Regions from separate parts of the Homo sapiens genome. Here all the other regions are linked to region 3. A link is an interaction called in ENCODE POLR2A ChIA-PET data of the cell type or tissue named here. Cell type or tissue: GM12878. All regions are shown on one strand. Region 1 overlaps SIL1 (SIL1 nucleotide exchange factor). Region 2 overlaps CTNNA1 (catenin alpha 1). Region 3 has its middle 28 kb from the start of HSPA9.

Evidence for each region. Peaks named below come from ENCODE experiments on the same cell type or tissue, not always from the same donor. Only the 100,000 strongest peaks of a DNase experiment are listed, where the experiment ranks them.
Region 1: POLR2A ChIA-PET joins it to region 3 with 7 read pairs; 1 of 35 experiments calls an interaction of 5 or more read pairs at or near these places.
Region 2: POLR2A ChIA-PET joins it to region 3 with 6 read pairs; 3 of 35 experiments call an interaction of 5 or more read pairs at or near these places.

The regions. Positions count from the first base shown.
Region 1 is chr5:139,069,538-139,072,037 of GRCh38, forward strand. The region is part of intron 3 of SIL1 (SIL1 nucleotide exchange factor); the gene reads right to left. Among named protein-coding and RNA genes, the nearest start is that of SIL1, 130 kb to the right of the region's middle. In GM12878, no CTCF peak of the experiment used is centred here; no DNase peak of the experiment used is centred here.
Region 2 is chr5:138,805,688-138,808,187 of GRCh38, forward strand. All of the region lies in intron 3 of CTNNA1 (catenin alpha 1), which reads left to right. Among named protein-coding and RNA genes, the nearest start is that of CTNNA1-AS1, 53 kb to the left of the region's middle. In GM12878, no CTCF peak of the experiment used is centred here; no DNase peak of the experiment used is centred here.
Region 3 is chr5:138,602,483-138,604,982 of GRCh38, forward strand. No RefSeq gene overlaps it. Among named protein-coding and RNA genes, the nearest start is that of HSPA9, 28 kb to the left of the region's middle. RefSeq lists enhancers at 1,318-1,397, 1,418-1,487. In GM12878, no CTCF peak of the experiment used is centred here; a DNase peak (open chromatin) is centred at 1,189; H3K27ac peaks cover 1,649 bases.

The DNA.
Region 1 (2,500 bases), 470 kb after region 3:
GTTTCTTTTTAAAAGCTCAAGAAATCTAATTTCACATAAAAACGAGCAACAAAAAAGAATTATAATTCAAGAAAGCTTTCCTGAAATGAAAAAAATACTTAAAACTATGTATTGAAATAACACACTGTATACCTAAGAATACTGACCAGGGATGTCCAACAGTAAGGCATATTCTAGTAAAATAATTGGATTTTAAAGGCAAAGGAAAGATCACTTGGGCATATAAGCAAAAATCAGCAAGTAACTTATAAAGAAAATTAGATTGTCATCAGCATTTTTAACAGCAAAGCCTACTGCCAGCAGAAGATGAAGTACTCAAAGAAAGAAAATGTGAGCCAAGGATTTTATATCCTACCAAAGTGCTTTGGGATGTAAAGAACACTGACAAAGTTAACATACAAAAACACAGAGATTACTGTTTCGATGGGCTCTTCCTGAAGAATTTACTAGAAAATACATCCCAGACAATGAAAATAAGTAAGACCGGCGGTAAACATTACATATATAGTTATTTGTATAAATGCCTTAAATAAGGGCTAAAAAGGAAGTATATAATGGCTACTCTGAGAATATACATACAACACAGCTGGTTAAGAACAATGAGAGCACACACAAAAAAATGTTTTAAACTATTTTCAGTAATCATATCAGGGATAGTATTACTGCCATTCTGAAACTGTTGCATGTACAAAATGAGACAGATCAAATCAGTAAAATTATTACATATTCTAATTGTATAATCCCCTGTGTCCAGAATCAGGACTCTCGGTGTGGGAAAAAAAGAGGCAGATGTAATATCGAAGAGATTAAATAAAAACCCTGCCAGCCGGAATATGAATAGGCAGTACCCACTTGAATGTATGAGGATTATAACATATATTTCCTATCTCTTGTCAACAGAAAAGGCCTAGAAACAATGACCAACACAGCAGTAATGAGCGACCTAATGGCCAGAATGTAGTCTTAAAACTTCTTAGAGAAACAGCTAATTCCAGTCCTGGGAAGGAAATGTACAAGACGAGCTTAGAATATCTTGTCAAACCAGACAGCAAGAAAACTATCAAAGACTATTAGAGTAACATGAAAAGAACTCATTTGAAAACCTTCAACTGACCAAAAATCAAACAATTTCAACTTCAATAAAAGTAATAATTACAATGAATTAAAGCCCATAAAATATGCTTTGAACCTGTGAGTTTGTAAAGGGAAAAAAAACATCTTAATTGGTCATCTTCAGAGGATCAACTCATTATCTTGAAAACTGGTAAATAAGGAAAAAAGAACCAAACATTTATCCTGTCTTTCCTGTATGAATTTTACCACTGAGTAACAAAATAATATATATGGGGAAATACCTCTTTATAAAAGTAGTGCAGCTAAAAATAAAAAAGAAATGATAGATTTGAGTATCACCCTCTTGCAATCCCACAAAAAGAGAATCAATCAGACATTAAGCACTTCCTAATGAAAGAGCACAAAACTGCCTATAGTTTTCCCAAAGGAATGGAACCTGTGTCCGATTGAGCCCCTGGATCCAGCTGACAATTTGCAAGAAATACAGAGGTTGGAGAAACATGCCGAACTGCATCATTTATGAAATCAGCAAAATTTAGCCTGGGAAATGGCCTGAGCTCTTCAACAGACAATTTATAAGAAGAAGAAGAAAAAAAAAAGCAGGGGGTGGGGGTGGGGAATAGATAGGTAACCTGTAGATTCAAAGAGACTTAAAGGATATAACAACGTTTCTTAAATGGGCAACACTATAGTCTTGGGTGCAAAACTTAGTCATAAACTATTTGAAAATGCAAAGGAGCAATTATTGTAAAAATCAGGAGAGTGGTTACATTTGGTAGGAGGGAAATATTACAGTTGGAGGGACCTGCTGAAGTGCTCGGCAAAGTTCTATTTCCTGACTTGGGTGTGACTTCACCTGGTAATAACTCATTAAGCTACATATTTTGTATAATTTTCTATATCTGTGTTTAACTTTATAATAAAAAGAGTCTTAAAGGAGTATATGTTATCTCTGGTGAAGAAACTGGACTTAGAAGGACTTGTACTTCCTAAATTATACATTTCTATAATTAGGATTTTTTTATAGTGAGCATTCATACCTTTTATTATTAGCATTTTTTTTTTTTTTTTTTTGAGACGGAGTCTCACTCTGTCGCCCAGGCTGGAGTGCAGTGGTGCGATCTCAGCTCACTGCAACCTCCACCTTCCCGGTTCAAGCGATTCTCTGCCTCAGCCTCTCAAGTAGCTGGGATTGCAGGCACCCACCATCAAATCTGGCTAATTTTTGTATTTTTAGTAGAGACGGGGTTTCACCATCTTGGTCAGGCTGGTCTTGAACTCCTGACCTCATGGTCCCCCCGCCTCAGCCTCCCAAAGTGCTGGGATTACAGTCATGAGCCACCGCTCCTGGCAAGCAAATTTTTATTTATTTAATTTTTCTGGGATTACAAGTTGCTAAAAACATGACACATTCATGGAAAAAATA
Region 2 (2,500 bases), 200 kb after region 3:
CAGTCCTCCTGCCTCAGCCTCTCAAGTAGCTAGGACTGCAGACACATGCCACTGCAGCCAACTTAAAAAAAAAAATTATTTAGTATAAGAGTTCTTTATATATTCTGGATACTAGATCCTTATAATTTGCAGAAATTTCCTTTCATTTGTGGATTGTCTTTTTACTTTCTTGGTAGTGTTCTTTGAAGCACAAAATTTTAAATTTTTTTGATGATGTCAAACTTACCTGTTTTTTGTTCTGTTGTTTGTACTTTTGGTGTCATAGCTAAGAAACCATTGTGAATCAGAGGTCATGAAGACTTACACCAGTGTTATCTTCTAAGTGTTTTATAATTTTAGCTCTAACATTTAGGTTTTGATAAATTTTGTAAGTATATGGTGTGAGATAGGGGTCCAACTTAATTCTTTTGCATATTGCACTTGTCCTAGCACCATTTGTGGACAAGACCATTCTTCATTGAATATTCTCGGCACTCTTGTTAAAATCAGAATATATTTCTGGATTCTCAAAGTTGATTGATCTCTATGTTTACATTTGTTTTGGTTGACCAGTTTTCTCTTACAAGTCTGGCCTTCTTGTTTTTGACAGTCTTGGTTCTCTTCATTGTTTCTTTTATTGCAGAATCTTCCTCTCCTTACTCTGCTGTCCACAGTCTCGAGGGTCCTAACTTTTTTTTTTTTCTAAATCTTTCCCAACTCATGTGTTTTCATACATCTCTGGCTTTCTTCTCCCGCTCAGAAAGGCCCTAGCTTGCAACCTTTAAATAATGTACTGTGCTTAATCAAAGGTGATCAGATCTTTTGACCCCTGCCTTTGTAATTTACTACTACTCTCTTCTGGGCTCTCACTGTAGCTTTCTGATCCATCTCTCTGGTTAGGTTTATTGTATGTACTTTAGATAGGTTAATCCTCTTTACTTTGACTTCACTCTGGTTGAGGGAATTGAATTCTGTTTGTCTCTGGCCTTTCTACTCCCATCTTCTGCTTCTTCTAAGCATATCCCTTACTCCTCAGTTAGACTAGATAATTCAGACTAGATATTATGCCTCTAAGCCTAATTAATATATGAATTATATATTAATATATAATATACAAGCCTTATTGTATACCTCAGCATGATAAGTGGTTCTACAAAGAGCATAAATACTGGCATTACAAATCCTGACTCTGCCATTTACTAGTTAGGTGGCAGGGATTTAGTTAGTTAATCTGTATAAGCTTTAGTTGCATTATTTGTAAGCAAAGGCTAATACCACTTACTCTCTAGGTGGGTGACAGAATTTTAAAAATATGTGTAGTGCCATAGAGTAGATGTTGGACTTTTTTTTTTTTTTTTTTTTGAGACAGACTCTCGCTTTGTTGCCCAGGCTGGAGTGCAGTGGCGCAATCTCGGCTCACTGTAACCTCCGCCTCCTGGGTTCAAGTGATTTTCCTGCCTCAGCCTCCCGAGTAACTGGGATTACAGGCACCTGCCACCATGTCTGGCTGTTTGCATTTTTAGTAGAGATGGGGTTTCACCATATTGGCCAGATGGGTCTTGAACTCCTGACCTCAAGTGATCCACCGGTCTCAGCCTCCCAAAGTCCTGGGATTATAGGTGTGAGCCACTGCACCCAGCCAGTGTTGGACATTATTATGTTACTGTTCCTTCTGCTTGAGGTGGTAACTCCCTTAACTCTGCTGCCCACATCCTTCCTCTCCTTTGAGGGATGGGTTCATTTCAGAGTACCAAGCCTTCCATAAAGCTGTTGCTGGTATTCATTTCTTCCCTAAACTAGTTGTTAGTGCTTCCTCCTTTGAATTCCCATGACACCTTGTGTTTTCTTTCTTACAGCTTGTATGTTAAAATGCCACATAATTTCTTAATGGTCAAATCCATCTTTTCTGGATAAATTATTTGAAGGCAGGGATGTTATGTTCAGCTTTGTGTTTTGGAAGTGGATTTGTTTGTTTTTAGTGTGTAGTAAGTGCTAAATTAGGTGAAGTTCTGCTTATTATATAGGGTCAACATCTCTTGCTTATTCTCTCTTGTTTGGTAGTAATATTGTTTAAGACAGTATTTATATATATATATTTGAGATGGAGTTTCACTCTTGTTGCTCAGGCTGGAGTGCAGTGGCGTGTTCTCGGTTCACTGCAACCTCCGCCTCCCAGGTTCAAGTGATTCTTGTGCCTCAGCCTCCCGAGTAGCTGGGAATACAGGTGCCTGCCACCACACCTGGCTATTTTTTTGTATTTTTTTAGTAGAGACGGAGTTTCACCATGTTGGCCAGGCTGGTCTCAAACTTCTGACCTCAGGTGATCCACCCACCTCAGCCTCCCAAAGTGCTGGGATTACAGGTGTGAACTACCGTGCCCAGCCTAAGACATTATTAATATATTTTTAAGGCAAATATCTCTTTCTGCATGGCTTTTCAGATAAATTCTTCCCTGAGTAAATAGTTTTCTTCAGCGTATTTCCAGAGCACCTTGTTCACAAGGCTATTTAATTTTTGGGTG
Region 3 (2,500 bases):
GAAATGAAAAGATAAAAACCTGAGATATGTGATGGGGGCTGCAGTTTGGAATAAATGGGTTCAGGCCCTCTGCCCAGTCAGCTGAATGCTCTGGCAGCTGCTGCATTTAATGGACGACTCCATTAACATCTCCCTTAAGGGAGGGCTGTTGGGGGTGGAGGAAAGAGTGTGTCGGGGGGTGTGTGTGTATATGTGTGTGTGTATGTGTTTGTGTATGTGTGTGTAGAAACTAAAAAGGCTTGGAGCTTTTCTCCATGATCTCTTGGAGTCTATTCACAGTTATAAATCTGTTGTGTTGGCGTTTTTGGTTTCCTGGGGGAGCTTTGTGGTTCCCTTTGTCTGTGTACCATGGCAGGCTTTGGCAGCTGAGGTGGAGCTGGGAAGGACAGCAATTTGGATAGGGTAGAAGGGGGGCTCAGACCACCTGCCTTCTCAGCCCCACAGGCTAGGGAAGATGAGAAGGAATACATCTTTTCCCCTTTGTTTTTTGTTTGTTTTGAGACTGCATCTCTGTCACCCAGGATGAAGCACAGTGGCACAATCAAGGCTCACTGCAGCCTCAAACTCCTGAACTCAAGTGATTCTCCCACCTCAGCCTCCTGAGTAGCTGGAACCACAGGTGCATACCACCATACATGGCTAATTTTTAAACTGTTGTAAAGATGAGGTCTTCCTGTGTTGCCCAGGCTGGTCTCAAACTCCTGGCCTCAAGCAGTCCTCCCACCTCGGTCTCCCCGAGATTACAGGAGTCAGCCCTTTCCCCCTTGTAATGAAGAAATTGTCAGTTCTGGAATTCAGAAGATAAAAACATGAAGGACTCTGGGGTGCCCTCAGAGCGATTCTGTGATGATGCTGGCAGATGAGGAGAGGGGAGGGAGGGAAGAGGCGGGCCCCAGGATCCAGAAGCGGTGTCATGAGTGACAAGATACTGGCCATTGCAGGAGAAGATGAGAGCCAGGTCTAAAGGGGGAACATGGGAAGCACAGACTCATCTGCCTGGTGTGCTTAGATTCAGGCCCTCTCTGGATGGACAGGAGGAGGAGGTGCCTCTTCCCATGGCTAATGAATGAGACTCAAAACCTGCCAGATAATCACGGTGCCTGAGTCTTCCTGAGTCCCTCAAACACAGAGAACACAAAGGGTAGTAACAGGAAACCAGGTTTCCACTGAGGGATTTTCAGTCCTAGATCTTCCCACTCTAGCCTTTTAGCTGCTGTCAGACCACATTAGGGCAGAATCTTGAACCCAACCACATGACAGCTGCTGGGAATTTCCCCCAGAGGAGAGTGTTGTGACACGAGCAGGCAGAGCAGCTCTGATCCAAGACTTTGCTCCTGGCATCCCTGAATACCCTGACTAGCTTACCTCTTCTTAAAAGTCACTTCCAGAGGCAAAGCTAGGTACTTGGGGGTGGTGTCTACCCACAAAACACACAGAACTGTATATGACTTGCCCAGAGACAAGTTCTTAGATAAAGGCTGTGATTTGCAGCCATAGTGGCCTGACTGACCCTGAGTCCTGGGTTGGCAGGGAGGCCAGGGTGGAGGGTACAGTGGACATGACCCTGGCTTAGAAGTGAAAAGTGTGGGGTTCAGGCCCTGATTCTACCGTGTGTAGCTGTGTGACCTTGAGATATTACTAAGTTCTATAAGTTTTAGTTACTCATCTCTAAAATGGAAATAATACTTTCCTCAGAGTGTTATCAAAAAGCGTATAAAATCACTTTGCAAAATGCTGTATTGATGGAAGGAATGATTTCCTTTATTCATTCTGTCTTCCAGATCCAAAGGCTGTTCTTGGGAATGTGTGACAGCTATTGGGTTCAAGGGAAGCATCTGGAAAGGTGTGTGTGTAGTGAGGGAAAGAAGAGAGGAAGGGGGAGTAAAAGATAGGGGAAGTGGTGTTCCCTGTAGTCATGAGGACATGACATGAGCTTCTCATTCACACAGTAAGAGTCAATAAGCACCTGGTGGAAGCCACTGGCTCGAAACATCCACGGGCCTGATGCTACTCCGATATAGGGAGGGTAAGCAGGGGCAGCCAGAAAATGGGGTTGTGAGCATGGGGAGAGAGTGAGGGGCAGACTCGTGATGAGGTGCTGGCTGTGACTCTTCAGGCCTCGATCTCAGATTCTGGCTCCTCTTTTTACGCATCTTGTCCGCCTTCATTCCCACTGCCAACCATTTGGCCCTGCGTTCTACTCCTAATTCTCCAGAGAGAATTTGACGCCCTCCCCTCACCAGGTTGCCCTGGTTCAGAGCTTGAACTCTCATTATAGGGTACATGGTTTGCATAGGATATAAACAGTAGCTCAAATTTTTGAGGGACTCCTATGCGCCAGGTACAGTGCTAGGTACATATCTCACTAATATAACCCTCCAAACAACCCTACTGCAGTAGCTTCTAATATTTTCCCTATTGTGTAGATAAGCAAACTGAGAGGCTAGATAACCATCAAGTGGTAGAGCTAGGATTTGAATCCAGGCCCACTGGCTTCAGA